3 separate regions of the Mus musculus genome follow, and all the other regions are linked to region 3. A link is a loop called in an ENCODE intact Hi-C map of the cell type or tissue named here. Cell type or tissue: left cerebral cortex. All regions are shown on one strand.

The links. Peaks named below come from ENCODE experiments on the same cell type or tissue, not always from the same donor. Only the 100,000 strongest peaks of a DNase experiment are listed, where the experiment ranks them.
Region 1: it touches region 3 in a loop (2.7-fold over the local background); 6 of 42 quality-filtered maps call a loop at or near these places.
Region 2: it touches region 3 in a loop (4-fold over the local background); 3 of 42 quality-filtered maps call a loop at or near these places.

What each region holds. Positions count from the first base shown.
Region 1 is chr1:194,623,593-194,626,092 of GRCm38, reverse strand. The region is part of intron 1 of Plxna2 (plexin A2); the gene reads right to left. Among named protein-coding and RNA genes, the nearest start is that of Plxna2, 5.0 kb to the right of the region's middle. In left cerebral cortex, CTCF peaks have their summits at 1,279 and 1,482 (motif pointing left); DNase peaks (open chromatin) are centred at 923 and 1,504; H3K4me3 peaks cover 1,687 bases; H3K27ac peaks cover 884 bases.
Region 2 is chr1:194,949,989-194,952,488 of GRCm38, reverse strand. It overlaps Cd34 (CD34 antigen), which reads right to left. Exons shown (of 8, transcript NM_133654.3): 4 at 1,470-1,550. Among named protein-coding and RNA genes, the nearest start is that of Cd34, 12 kb to the right of the region's middle. In left cerebral cortex, a CTCF peak has its summit at 1,302; a DNase peak (open chromatin) is centred at 1,361; H3K27ac peaks cover 233 bases.
Region 3 is chr1:193,385,120-193,387,619 of GRCm38, reverse strand. No RefSeq gene overlaps it. Among named protein-coding and RNA genes, the nearest start is that of Camk1g, 16 kb to the right of the region's middle. In left cerebral cortex, a CTCF peak has its summit at 1,305 (motif pointing left); a DNase peak (open chromatin) is centred at 1,278.

The DNA.
Region 1 (2,500 bases), 1.2 Mb before region 3:
GATTCCTGCTTTCAGTGTCTGTGTGGCTTGCCATAAGGGGCAGAAACAGTAGCTCAAATACTCAAGTAATGTTCTCTTAACACCCAAAGGAGAAACCAAAGCTACAAGGTAGGCTGTTTAAACATAAAAAAGAAAGTCTGTGAGTCTGAGTCTTCGCAGAAGGTGGAGCAGGGCAGAAATGGGGCCTCCAGAAGGCTCTGGAAGCCTCTGAGGGGTGTGTGTGTGTGTGTGTGTGTGTGGTATGTGTGTTGTGTGCAAGTCTGCACACACATGCATGTTGGGGGTCATAGAGGGAAAAGAGTCATTTACCTTACCACATATTCAGTCTGTGCCCCAGGGCCCCTCCCCACCCTGCTTCTGAAAGACAAGTTGAACTTACTGTTCTTTCTCTCATCCTGAAAGTAATTTCAGGCAAGGAAAAGCAGGATTAAACTTTCATAACCGGACACATTTATCTTGTTTTGCTTCTTTCTTTCCCTATGTCCTCCCTCCACTCCACTCTTGACCCTCAGTAAGTTTAAGCCAGAGGGAAGCTGAGATTAAATATCAGGGGATGGTATCAGATCTGGAGGGACACTGATCTCTGATTCCCTGCCCATCCCCAAACTTCAATATTTTTCCATCTACCATTGGACAGTTATTATCTCTGTGGATGAGAGAAGCCTCTGCACTCTATGCCTGTTCTCCCTCAATATTGTCCTCCTTTGAAATGAAAGGGGGAATTAGAATTCAGAGACAGGCTCCCAGGGAGAATATGAAGACAAAGATTAAGTCAGTGATACAACGTTGACATGCGTTTAGTTCCTGAAAGGTCTTTTTAAAAAAAGTCTCCCTCGGAGCAGTGTTGCCACTGCTGAGACTGGCTGGAAATCCACATTAGGGAGTAAGAAGACGAGCAGGCCTGTGACAGGGACTTGGGGATGGGCCAAAATTTTACTTGCTGGTTTAAAAAAAAAGGCAAGAGTCACTTGATGAGACATCCAGGACTGAACTGCCTGCTGACTTGAATATAACATCCCTTCCCCTAGCCACCCAGACATGAACTGTATGGGTTAAGCCTCTCTCAGCCCCCTAAACCCAGACAAGTCCTGTGGGGCTGGCCTCTCAGAGTTATATCTATACACACACACACACACACACACACACACACACACACATGCATGCACAGGAACCTATACATTCCCTATGATGCTAGCCTCCCCTGTAAGCCTGGTGAACATTTTATAATGAAGCTGATCCTTACTTCTTGGGCCCTTCTCTCCCCTAATCTCATTCCTCTGTGCCAAACAGGGCTGAAAAGTTCCAGCTCTGCCCTCTGCCATTCCAGTTGTGGTCTCTGAGCAGTAATGGCTGGGGGTTTCCAGTATAGCCCCCCCTCCCCCGGTTCCCCCCAAATAAGAAAAGAAAAAGCACAAAAGCCAGTATTTCAGAACCTGTGGTTTTGAAGAGTCCCCTCTAGTGGAGAAAACCTGCTACTTTGGCTTCCTGCATCCCAGAGCCTCAGGCTCTGAGCTCACTGAAGGAGCCTGTGCCTGGGGCTCAGTCACTGGCTCTCCCATCTCAGTACACTGTCAGTATCTTTATCTTCCCTGTGTCTCCTGCCTGTCTCTCTGTTTATCTGAGACCTTGTCTACATCCTGACTTCTATTATGGCAAGTGCGCCTTCATGCCTGTATCTTGAGCTACATGCTCCATTTCTACCTGCGTTTCTGTAGAGTTCAGCAAGGCAGCTCTGATGAGCCAAGTACTTTGGGAGGACCTCCTATCAAGTGATCTAACCTCAGATATCTAGAACAGGACCACAGGCCAGAGCTGTTCAGAGTCTTTAGTGAACCAGTCTTTCGGTAGGAAGAACAAGAGGCTTTGTTCAAACTCCCTTCTCTATCCCCCGCTAACTCATTTTCAAACAAACTGGTCACTATTTGTACCCAAATTGCTTGGCGTTCCATGTGAAGCCAGACCTCTCAACTCAACCAGCCCTTGTCTTCTCCTCAGTCGCTGGCTGCACCCTGACATGTAAACAATTGGTAAAGCCTGGACAAATGGACAGGTAAGGAGGGATGCTTAAAGAAGAAGAGGGGAGAGTGAATGGGTCAGGTACTATGCCACGGACTATAGGAAGACAGCAGAGAAGGCCAACACCAACCACTCTGTTCGGAGAAGAGAAGACTGCCGGAGAACACCTGCTGGTTCTCAGGGTTTCCCAGAGATAACCTGCTACCCAGATGAGAGACTAAGCCAGACCAAGTCAGGATAATGATTAACCAGCTGCTGAAGCAGGGAACTTTCTGGAGGAGCTCAGTTGTAAGCCTTTCTTGCCACCCTCCCTTCCTTCTCTCATCTCATACTAGAACTCCATAGGGACCTTATCCCCAACAAAAATGATTCTCACTTCTATTCCTGCCCTCCAATCTAATATTGAGCAATGAGTTGTACAGAGGTTCCATATCCCCATATACTAGGAAGTAGGGCCCAAAGAAGTCTGGGGGCTGAGCAGAGG
Region 2 (2,500 bases), 1.6 Mb before region 3:
AACTGATGGGATTATTTTGTCTTTAGCTTTAATCAGTAAGGTTAAAAATTGGCATCAGGCACACATTAACTGTTGCTTGTACTTTGCCTATTTATGTTTACCCTAAATGTTTTTGAAAACTGCACTGAGTTATTCTAAAAACTTGTATCTATGATTTCTGTCACTTTTAAATGCTCTTAAGTTAAAGGATCCTTTTAATATGTAGTTTAAAAAGATTTGTAAGTCAGAGGTACCCACCTGATAGCTGTAGGTAAGAAACCAGTTATTTGAGTAGCCAAAATAAATAAGGCATGTTCCCTACAGCCTAAAGTCTGTCTAAACCATGCAGCCAGCTGTTAGCTACAAGTTTCCCTTCACTGCATTCCCAATTTGTAAGAAAATATTTTACTGTAAAAGAAAACAGCACTTTTTCTTTCACATCCATTCTTTCTCCAGGGCCTAGTTACTGTCAGGAAACAGGATTTACTGTAACACACAAAATTCACACCATGCCATGTACATTCTAACCAATGCAGTCTGACAAGGAAATAAAATAAGAATCACTATTGTTTTAAAAAAAATGAGAAAAATAACACATCATAGTAGATACCTTGGTAGTTCACTTTAAAAATGAAAAAGAACCAACCAAGAAGCTCCTAGAATTAACAGATTCAAGAAAGACAGAAACTAAAGATAAATATTAGACTCCAATAATTTTCTAATATCTACATGATAGCAAATATATGTTAGGATATCCTTGTTTAAAATCCATCAAACTTATAGTAAACAATGTTGGGGATATACCTCAGCAGCAAAACATTTGCCTAGTATGTACAAGGTCTTGGGTTCCATTCCTACCCAAAAGAAAAAAAATATGTTGAAGAAGAGTGGGAATAAATAGGGAAACATTTTAAATTAAAAAAATGATAAAAGATACAAAATAAGACTAGAAAAAACTCAAGGATTTCAGACAAGTTCTTATTCAAATTTGTGTGACTTTTTAAGATTTTTTTAAAAAAAGAGTTGTGAATCATCCTTCTGTGGTCTAATTAGGAAAGATCTGGCTTGTTGGATATTAAAAGCACTGTAATATGAAAACACAGCAGATTAAAATGGACAAATAAAATACCTCTGAAGTACCAGATCATATACAAACTTAATATAAACACAAAAATAAATTCAGTGTGCACTAAAGAGTTACATGTAAGTCTTTTGAGTTACAGTTTAGTTGAATGGTTCATATCTGGGCAATGACAAGGAATTTCTCAACATAAAAGCAAGGTTAAATCTGACTTCAAATAACAACACAATTTAAATTGTTTTTGCCCTTCTTGCTCACTAGATGGGGCCTCTGACTGCCGAAACCCAATATCAGAAATAGCCTGACTCTGTTAAGTCCCAGATTCCTTTTTCAGAGGAGGCCAATTCAGGGTAGCTTCAGGGTTTCAGAGGGGTTGGGGTGTGTGGGAGGAAGACCAAGGCCAACTTACACAACTAGATGCTTCACTTAGTTCCAGGCAGATACCCTGGGCCAACCTCACTTCTCGGATTCCAGAGCATTTGATTTCTCCCTATAGTAAAAGAAAAACAAAGTTAACATGCAAGTATCCTTGCTGGTCACTTCTTCCTCACCTCATTTCTGTCATGGTATTCTCTTGAAAAGATTAGGAAAAAGGAAATTTAAAGCTTGTCAGAGGCCTAGAGATTTCTGTGATTTATTTAGTTACTTCTTTTTTTTTTTTTTTTCTATAGATCAGGGTAGACCAGAATTCACAATGTAGCAATGTAACCCCTGCTGGCCTCAACTCATAATTGTCCTGCCTTTAGTTGTTGTTGACATGCCCAGTGAGATTTGAAATAAAAATTGAGCACCCTTAATCAAAAAATTCAGAATATAAAGTGTTTGAAAATCTAAATCTTTGTGATCCCTAATGTGGTGACGTAAGTGGGGCATATATACTACAGATTTTTGAATGTATAAAATTATTGAAAAGTATGATATAAGATGACCCTTAAATTATGTGCTTATGGTATATAAGAAGCACAGACAAGTTTTGATTTTGGGTCTTATCCTCAAGATATCTCATTATTTATTCAAAAATCAAATTATGTATTCCAAAATAAAAAGGCTGGACTAAAGATTTTCAGATAAGGGTAGGAGGAGTGTAGTTACATTGTTCCCATCTTATAAACTACTCCTATGAGAGAATCAAGCCTTTTGTTAACAAATCTAGACCATAAGCAAGAGGCCATTTGCTTATCTTGGGAACCCCTAGTGATGCTTAAAGGGCAAAAGAAGAAATTGTTTTGTTTTTCTCTTCAGTCAATTACACACTGACAACGGAGTAGCCAGGCAGCTGTTGTTGACACCCGTTTTTCTCTTGGCCCGTAAGAGTCTTTCCATTTATCTGCTATCTCTTTAAAAACAAAAGCTAGGTCCCTCATGGCTGTCTGTAGGCTACATGCTCTAATTTCTGTCTGTCAGATTGAAAGCTGGTGATTGCCACAGGCTAAAATGCCA
Region 3 (2,500 bases):
ACAGTGTCAGGTTGGTAGTTCTGAGAAGGCTTAGTTCAAGGTCAGTGCAGACCCATACTGCTACCTTGAGGTAAGGGTTGAGCTCCGGTCCCCTTCCTTCTGAGCCAGCCCATTGTTGAGGTGTTTCTCTCCAGGACCCAGCTGACAGACTGGAACACAGCAGGCTCAGCTCTGACTAATTGCCAGCAGTTGGCTGAAGAGACATTCCTCATCGAAGCAGCCTCATTAATCTCCTAATGCCAACATAGCCTGGCTAGTGGCAGTCCTCTCTGCTTCCATATCTACATGCTGGCTTCTAGAAACCTAGTGGTAGAAAATGGCCTCCTTCCTGGAAGGGGGCACCCTGCATCTGGTTAAACCAAGTGTTTGCAGAGCTCATCACCAAGTCCCAGAGCCTTAGATGTTTGCCTCCCAAGTGGAGGACCATGTCTGGCATCACTGAGACATCTTGGAGGGGCTGAGGAACCTCAAATAGGACAACCAAAGAAATGGCTCTTGGAAATACTTGCAGGATGTTTGGATATGTGCAGGAGATGTTTTCTAGAAAGCTCTAAGGAAATCCTGGAGAATAGCAGAGCCTTGTGCCAAGCTGCCTTCATCCTCTGGTCATAGTGTGGCAGAGACTCTTCCATTCTGCTCCTCTGGGTGCTGCTACTGTGAGTTTGTCCCCCTGAGATGGGAAGCTCCTACAGGACATATCTTCTCTCTCCTTATTGCTTTGTACCTGGTCCCACAAGCCAGACCACCCACTCTCATGCAGATATGGAGGCAGAGCAGAGAGGGAGGTACATGGGAGATGGAGAGGCCAGGAAGGAAAGGGCCAGTGAGGCAGAAGCTTGGAGGACACATCTTCACAGCAAGAATATAATGGGCATCCAGAAAGATGCTGCCAGGTACAGTGAGGCACCCTGCAATCAATCCCAGCACTCCAGGGAGACCCTGAAGGGTCACAAGTTCCAGGACAGCCTTGGCTATCTAGTTAAACCCTTTCTCAGAAGCTAAAATCAAAACAGTGCAGAAAGAAAGAGATACTTTACTAAACAAAGATCCCATCGCTTGCTGTGGCCACCAAGGTGGGTGGGCTCCCCAGCAGCAGGAAGGATAGACAGAAAAGCCAAAGCTTTATACAGGAAATATGGGATGTAGACGGTAAGTACACAGGTGTCTATCTTCTTTATTGCTTTTGTTCAAATGGACAGACCGGCTGGCCTCTGTCCATTCCAGCAATCCTGCCAAAGCTCTGGAGAGCCAGCTGGAGCCTGGCCAAGTGGTTATTAAAATAGTCGCTGAGGCAACACTGCCCTCTACTGACCACAGGTTGTCATGTCTCTGAAGCCGCTCTGCCCAGCAAAGGGCTTGAGTTAACTTGTTTCCTCTCAGCCTTGTCCTTTGTCTCCCCTTTGCCCCACTTTGTTGTAGCAATCTGTTCAGATTTCCTAGGACTTTACAGACACTGTAAAGAGCGCCATCTGGGACCAGCAGAGCCCAGACAACGTGCCAGGCCAGCCAGTGTCTTTGCTGCTTCATTGTCTTCTAATAGCTGTTTGCTGAGTCTCTGCTGGGGAAACACAGACCTAGGGATATGTGTGGAGCAAAGCTCCAAGCTGCCTTGGTGAAACAGGGGTTAAGACTTGGGGTTAAGACCAATGATAAAGCAAGGAGTGAACTAGTATGCAATGAGCCAATGACTCAGACACATCAGCAACTAGAAACATTTCTCCCTCTGTGTGTGTGTATGCATGTGCATGTGGGCATGTGCATCTGCATGTGTGTGAATGTGGGCATGCGCATCTGTGTGTGTATGCACGTGTATGTGAACATGTGCATCAGCATGTGTGTATGTATGCATGTGTGTATGCATGCATATGTGAGCGTGTGCATCTGCGTGTGTGTATGCATGTGCATGTGAAAATGTGCATCTCTGTGTGTATGCATGTGTGTGAGCGTGTGCATCTGCGTGTGTGTATGTATGTATATGAGCATGTGCATCTGCATGTGTGTGTATGCGTGTGTATATGAGAATGTGCATCTCTGTGTGTGTGCATGTGTGTGTGAGCATGCACATCTGCATGTGTGTGTATGCATGTGTATGTGAGAATGTGCATCTCTGTGTGTGTATGCATGTGTATGTGAGCATGCGCATCTGCATTGTGTGTATGTGAGCATGCGCATCTGCATGTGTGTATGCATGTGTGTGTGCATGTGAGCATGCACATCTGCATGTGTGTGTGTGTGTGCATGCGTATGTGAGCCTGTGCATCTGTGTGTGTGTTGCAAGGATGAGTGTACCTACCCATACTCACACTAAGGCCAGAGGAAGATGTGGTATTGGGTATGGGTTTTGTAGCTTTTGTTTGTTAACTAGGCCAGTGGCCAGTGAACCCCTGTAATCCTCCTGTCTCTGCCACCCCATCCCCCAGCATAGGGTTAGAGGCACACAGGTGGCCTTGTTCAGCTCTTCCCCTTGGTGCTGGGATCTGAAATCAGGAACTCACATTTG